2 separate regions of the Homo sapiens genome follow, and region 2 is linked to region 1. A link is a loop called in an ENCODE intact Hi-C map of the cell type or tissue named here. Cell type or tissue: mammary epithelial cell. All regions are shown on one strand. Links, peaks and the distances in the headings refer to the core of each region. The heading gives the core; the rest is flanking DNA. Region 1 overlaps ANO4 (anoctamin 4). Region 2 overlaps UTP20 (UTP20 small subunit processome component).

Evidence for each region. Peaks named below come from ENCODE experiments on the same cell type or tissue, not always from the same donor. Only the 100,000 strongest peaks of a DNase experiment are listed, where the experiment ranks them.
Region 2: a loop joins it to region 1, with 15 times the contacts of the local background. A loop is called at or near these places in 7 of 110 quality-filtered maps.

What each region holds. Positions count from the first base shown.
Region 1 is chr12:100,925,492-100,928,418 of GRCh38, forward strand. All of the region lies in intron 3 of ANO4 (anoctamin 4), which reads left to right. Among named protein-coding and RNA genes, the nearest start is that of ANO4, 130 kb to the left of the region's middle. In mammary epithelial cell, for the core only: a CTCF peak has its summit at 1,349 (motif pointing right); a DNase peak (open chromatin) is centred at 2,550; H3K27ac peaks cover 268 bases.
Region 2 is chr12:101,322,102-101,325,028 of GRCh38, forward strand. The region is part of intron 25 of UTP20 (UTP20 small subunit processome component); the gene reads left to right. Among named protein-coding and RNA genes, the nearest start is that of UTP20, 43 kb to the left of the region's middle. In mammary epithelial cell, for the core only: a CTCF peak has its summit at 1,768 (motif pointing left); no DNase peak of the experiment used is centred there.

The DNA of each region.
Region 1 (2,927 bases), core at 215-2,714:
TCGGGGGGTGGGGGGCTAGAGGAGGGATAGCATTAGGAGAAATACCTAATGTAGATGACGGGTTGATAGGTGCAGCAAACCACCATGGCACGTGTATACCTATGTAACAAACCTGCACGTTCTGCACATGTACCCCAGAACTTAAAGTATAATTAAAAAAAAAAGAATACAGAATTCTGAACATCAGTATAATTCCTCTCCTTTTTGTTAAGATTAACAAGATGATGGAAAATTTTCACTTTTTTCTTCAAATGTTGTGACTATTTATATATAGTATATATATATATATGTATGCATGTATATATGTGTGTATACATACATATACATACATACATATATATACATACATATATATACACACACACATATATATATATATGAGACCTTCAAGATCAAGCTAGAAGTGCATATGTGCATGCTTACATGTGTGTATTTCAAACATTTCTTGAGTGTCTGGGGTAGGCTGGCCATGATGGTGTTTTCCCAAAGTATCTCTTTTCAATCTTAACCCTAAGTAATAATAGATAAGATTTTCTCCATTTTAAAGGTGAAAAAACTGAATATAGCTCCCCAAGGATATATGGTTACTATGTGATAGAGTCAATATTTAATTGTATGTTCATCCTTGTTCTGCTAAATACTAAATTAAATAAAAATGATTAGGAAAAATGAACTACTTTGCATTTTTAAAGTTGTATTATATTTTCACATCTTGATGCAAGAATTTTGCCACCATGCTTCTACATTGTGAAATACATTTACAGTATTTTATCTTTTAGTGTGCATACCCTAAGTATATCCTCATCTCTTCTAAAGATGTCTCAGAGTGGCTGGCCATACTCAAGTGCTTTTTCAGATCCTCCATATTAGATGTACAGCTTATAAAAAAGAAAAGAGTTATTTTAACCATCCATCCATCTTGCCTGTCATGTGTCAGGTACTGTGCTAGGCATAATACCTTAAGGCAGTGGTGAATGTTTGGTACAAAGTCTAATTCAGGAAAAATGAAAACGTTTTCAGATCACGTCTTGTTTTGGTGTTCAACAGGAAAACAACTTGATTGCTTTTTAGGAACAGGCATTTACATGTGAAAGTATAACAAGGGTGTGTTTGTGTGTGTGTGTGTGTGTGTGTGTGTTTGTTTCTTTTCGTTGATGTTATTTGTCCCTTCCTCTCTATTCTCACCCTTCACTCTCCATTCCAAGATGGTAGTCAGGTACCTTGAACTCCTTTGTTTCAGCAGAGTTTTGTGTTAACTAAAGTTCCTGCCTTTTTTTTCTGAAAGCCTGAGCTTCCAAGACTGATGCTTGTATGGAAGAAGAAATTGCAAGAGAGATGCCCTGTAGAGGGAGCCAGGCTTCTGGTAGGGGGAATGGAAAGGGAGGGAATGGCTATGTTGCATGCCTGGGAGACTGCAGGGGAGCCACCTGAACTGTCAGTCACACAGAGAGTTCCTGGCCTGAGAAAGGAACTTAGGAGTCTCTGGGAAGGGGGCAGTCTCATCTTCCTGTTTCTTTGTTTTATCTCCAGTGCCTTGAACAGAGCATGGAGTGTGGTAGGTGCTTACTAATATTTGTTAGTGATTGAGTGAACGTGTGGAATCACTGGAGACTTGAAAGGTGGGCAGCTCAGTAGTAACCAGTGTGTCTTGGACACCTGACTGCTCTTTCTAAATGTTCTGCTCTTTACAAAACTCCTAGGACCTTTGCACAGTTCTGGATACATGAGGCAGGAAAGTGGGAGTGTCAGCAATAACTGAAATTAAATTGTCCACGAAGCCGGTGGAATGGGAACTTGCAGATAGATTTAGTTTGATGCAATGATAACAACATTACAGTGCAATTCCTACTCTTGAGTTCATCTAGTAAGATTCAAACCCTCCATCCATAGTTTAAGGAGTGGAGTGCCTACTCAAATCTTATGTACAGTAGCACCTATTAAAACAAAAATAAACAAACAAAAAGAAAAACACTGCTTTTTTAATCACCAAAGTTTTCAAATCCGAACATTTTAAGAGGTAAGCATTTTAAAATATTTCCTTCTGAAACTTGATTGAGAATCATGTCTTAAAGCTCTGCAGTCCATGAATCAGGTGTATGTGTGTGTGTATGTATGTGAGCATTTATTACATTAGCTGGCTACTGTGAAGCATGTCATTCAAAGGTTATACTGTACTTTTTCATTCTCACTTTAAATTATTTTCAATGTCCAGCCCTTTTTAGAGACCATTCATCCCCCTACCATTTGTTGCCCACCCCTCTTGTTTTGCTCCTAGTTTTTCCTTTCATGATTCCCAGCATATCTGGATATATACTGTAGGGACACTCTTGAATGGCATCCATACCCTGAAACACATGATTGTGTTGTATTCCATCAGGTTCTGATGAAGGAAAGAGGGCACAAGATAGTGTTTGCAGTGAGATCTGAGGAGTTAAAAGGATTGTGGGATCATTGTTATCCTGCAGTCTGTTTGTGCTTGCACGTGTGTCTACATAATCATATAGCTGTGCCTACATTAGGGGTGGTGTATACTTTTGTGGCTGAGGAGACTGAGTCATTTCTCAGTGACACCGAGTGAGTCACTTTGAATCTAATTCTTTAGCCCTGATTTCCAATTTTATTTTTAACCTGCATGGTCATGCCATTTCAGAGGAGCAGATGGCAGGGTATGGGGTATGGGGGTGAGCGGGGCCGGGGGGGCTGGCATATATTGAGCAGATAATCTTGTCTGGCAATTTTGTGGCTGACCTTTTACCTATGTTATTTTATTTAGTCTTTAACTCTCTTTGCCTTAATTTCCACATCTGTAAAAGGAAAATAGTAATAGTACATCTATGTAAAGCCTTTAACATAGTGCCTGGTACACAGTCAGGGGTGTATAAGTGTTGACTGCCACCTTTGTCTTTATTCCTCAATCATTCATTCTG
Region 2 (2,927 bases), core at 336-2,835, 400 kb after region 1:
GCCTCAGCCTCCTGAGTAGCTGGGATCACAAGCGTGCGCCACCATGCCTGGCTAATTTTTGTATTTTTAGTAGAGAAAGAGTTTCACCATGTTGGCCAGGCTGGTCTTGAACTCCTGACCTCAGGCGATCCACCCGCCTCTGCCTCCCAAAGTGCTGGGATTACAGGCGTGAGCCACTGCGCCTGGGCCCTAATATAAAGAAGATCTTACCATAGTATTATTGTGACAATAATATAATTAAATTTAATATTTTCCTAAATTTTACTGTTGAGATACAGTAGAAATATTTCACTCTGTTTTCCAAATATCATGTGATATTTAATGATGTTATTATTCCTTTAATTATAAATGGTAGAGCAAAAAGATGATCCATAAATAATACAAAGTTTATATATGCTGGGTATAAAGAAAAATGAAGCTTAAATCTTTCATCTCACCAGCTCTGGAATGATGAGAATTGGAAAGATCATGGGATTGGGATTTAACAGGTTTGCTTTTGGTCCAGCCCCCTACTGTGTAGTTCTATCAGATAGAGAAAGTCTTTTAGATCCACTGGGCTTCTGTTTCCTTAATAGGAGCTGGTTCAGATATGCTCAGGGACTCTGCTAGCACTTATCTAATGGCTCTGTTTAGTTCCATTTGTAGCCAGCATTAAGATTCCATTTATAGCAAGCTTTAAGAACTTTACTATAATAGACATAAAAATATTTGAGGGAGTGAATAAGTGAATATACAAAATTACAGTTATTGGTGGATTACAGAAACAATAAAAATAGAAAGCAGAAATCATCTTATATCCAAACACTCAAAAATAACTATCAACTTTATAATCTCAAAAACAATAGTAAATAGGAAACATCCGCAATACTTGTATATTTTAAATTTCTAAGAGTAAAAAGCAGATGGTTGTATGAAGTCCAGAGTAGTTGAATACAAGCTACCAAAAAACATCTAAATAATACACCCATACAAGTTTTTGAAAGAAAATTGAGATGATATTTTATAAAACGTTTTATAACCTTTTTTCACTTAATATTTTACAAGAATTTTCTTAGATCATGAAATGTTTCAAAATGTGATTCTTCATCATATAGACAAGCTGTCATTTACTTGTGTTGAGCATTTTGCCTGTCTGTAGTTTTTGTTGTTTATTTTGGTTTTTTTGCAAAATAGAAAATCTTACATTGAATACCTATAAATCTTATTCGATTGATGGATTAGAATAGATTCTTGATAGGAAAATTGATGAAAATTTTAAAACTTTTTGGTGTATATTACCAAATTGTTGTTCAGAACTACTTCTTTCCAACCATAAGTTTGAACCACTTTATATTCCTACCAGCAGTAGGATGCCTGTTTCACACCATTCCAACACTAGGGTGTTTGTTGTTATTATTTTTTGATTGTTTTAATTCTTGCTAATTTGTCAGTGATAAATGATATCATGTTGTATGACTTCACATATTTTAGGTTTACTAGTGAAGATGAATTGTTTTAAAAGATTATGGGTCATTTGTGTTTATTTTCTCATGAAATTTTTTTTTAATGTCTGACAACTTGTATTTTCTAAAACCAGGTAAATAATATTCCTCTCTGTTTTCTTCTCATTCTGTTTGTTTTAATTTGATTATTTTATTCATCTGGAATTTATTTTGATGTATGAAATGAAGTAAGGATTAAACCTAATTTCTTTCCAAATAGTGTTACCCAATTGTCGCAATACCATTTCACTTAAAAAATCCAGACTTTCAGCTGGACGCCCCCTGGTGGCTTACGCATGTAATCCCAGCTCTTTGGGAGGCGGAGGTGGATGGATCCCGAGGTCAGGAGTTGGAGACCAGCCTGACCAACATGGTGAAACCCCAACTCTACTAAAAATACCAAAATAAGCTGGGCGTGGTGGCACGTGCCTGTAATCCCAGCGATTTGGGAGGCTGAGGCAGGAGAATCACTTGAACCCGGGAGGTGGAGGTTGCAGTGAGCTGAGATCGCGCCACTGTACTCCAGCCTGGATGACAGAGCGAGACTCTGTCTCAAAAAAATAAAAAAATAAATAAATAAATAATAATAATTTTTTTAAAAAAGTCTAAACTTTCTCTACTGATTTGAGAGCCACATTTATTTATTTATTTATTTATTTATTTATTTATTTCAGAGACGAGGTCTCTCTCTGTCACCCAGGCTGGAAGGCAGTGGTGCCAGCACAGCTCACTGCAGCCTCGATCTCTTGGGCTCGAGCGATCCTCCCGCCTCAGCTCCCCATGTACCTGGGACTACAGGCACGTGCCAAAACGCCCAGTTAATTTTTGTATTTTTTTGTAGAGACGGAGTTTCACCAGCTGAAAATTTTTGTATTTTTTTGTAGAGATGTTGTCCCGGCTGGTCTCAAAACTCCTGAGCTCAGGCTGTCCCCCCACCTTGGCTTCCCAAAGTGCTATGATTACACACATGAGCCACCACGTCCAGCCAGAGTGCCACTTTTAATATGCACTAAATATCCATGTATAATTGACTCTTCAGTTGGCTTTTGCTGGTTTTACATTAATCTGCCTTGTTCCAATTCTGCACTGGTTTGTTTATAATAACAATCACAAATCTCATTAGTCCTTTCTTTCCAAAATATTTTGGTTTTTTCTAGAATCTAGATGAACATTTACTTTGATTTTCCCAAAGTAATTTCCCCTTTTGATTTGAGGAGAAGTTGCATCAGTATTTATATTCATTTATTCAAATCATTCCTTTTTTGTAGTCTTTCAATAAAGTGTTTTCATTTTATAACTACGTTTTGTTCTTGTAGAGGGAATTTTCCATTTTATATTTTTTAGCTTATTTTTGCTACATAACTAATTATATATAAAAGCTATTGATTTTTGTGTTATTTAGCCATCCACATGACAAAACTTTTATTAGCGTTAGTAGTTGTCATT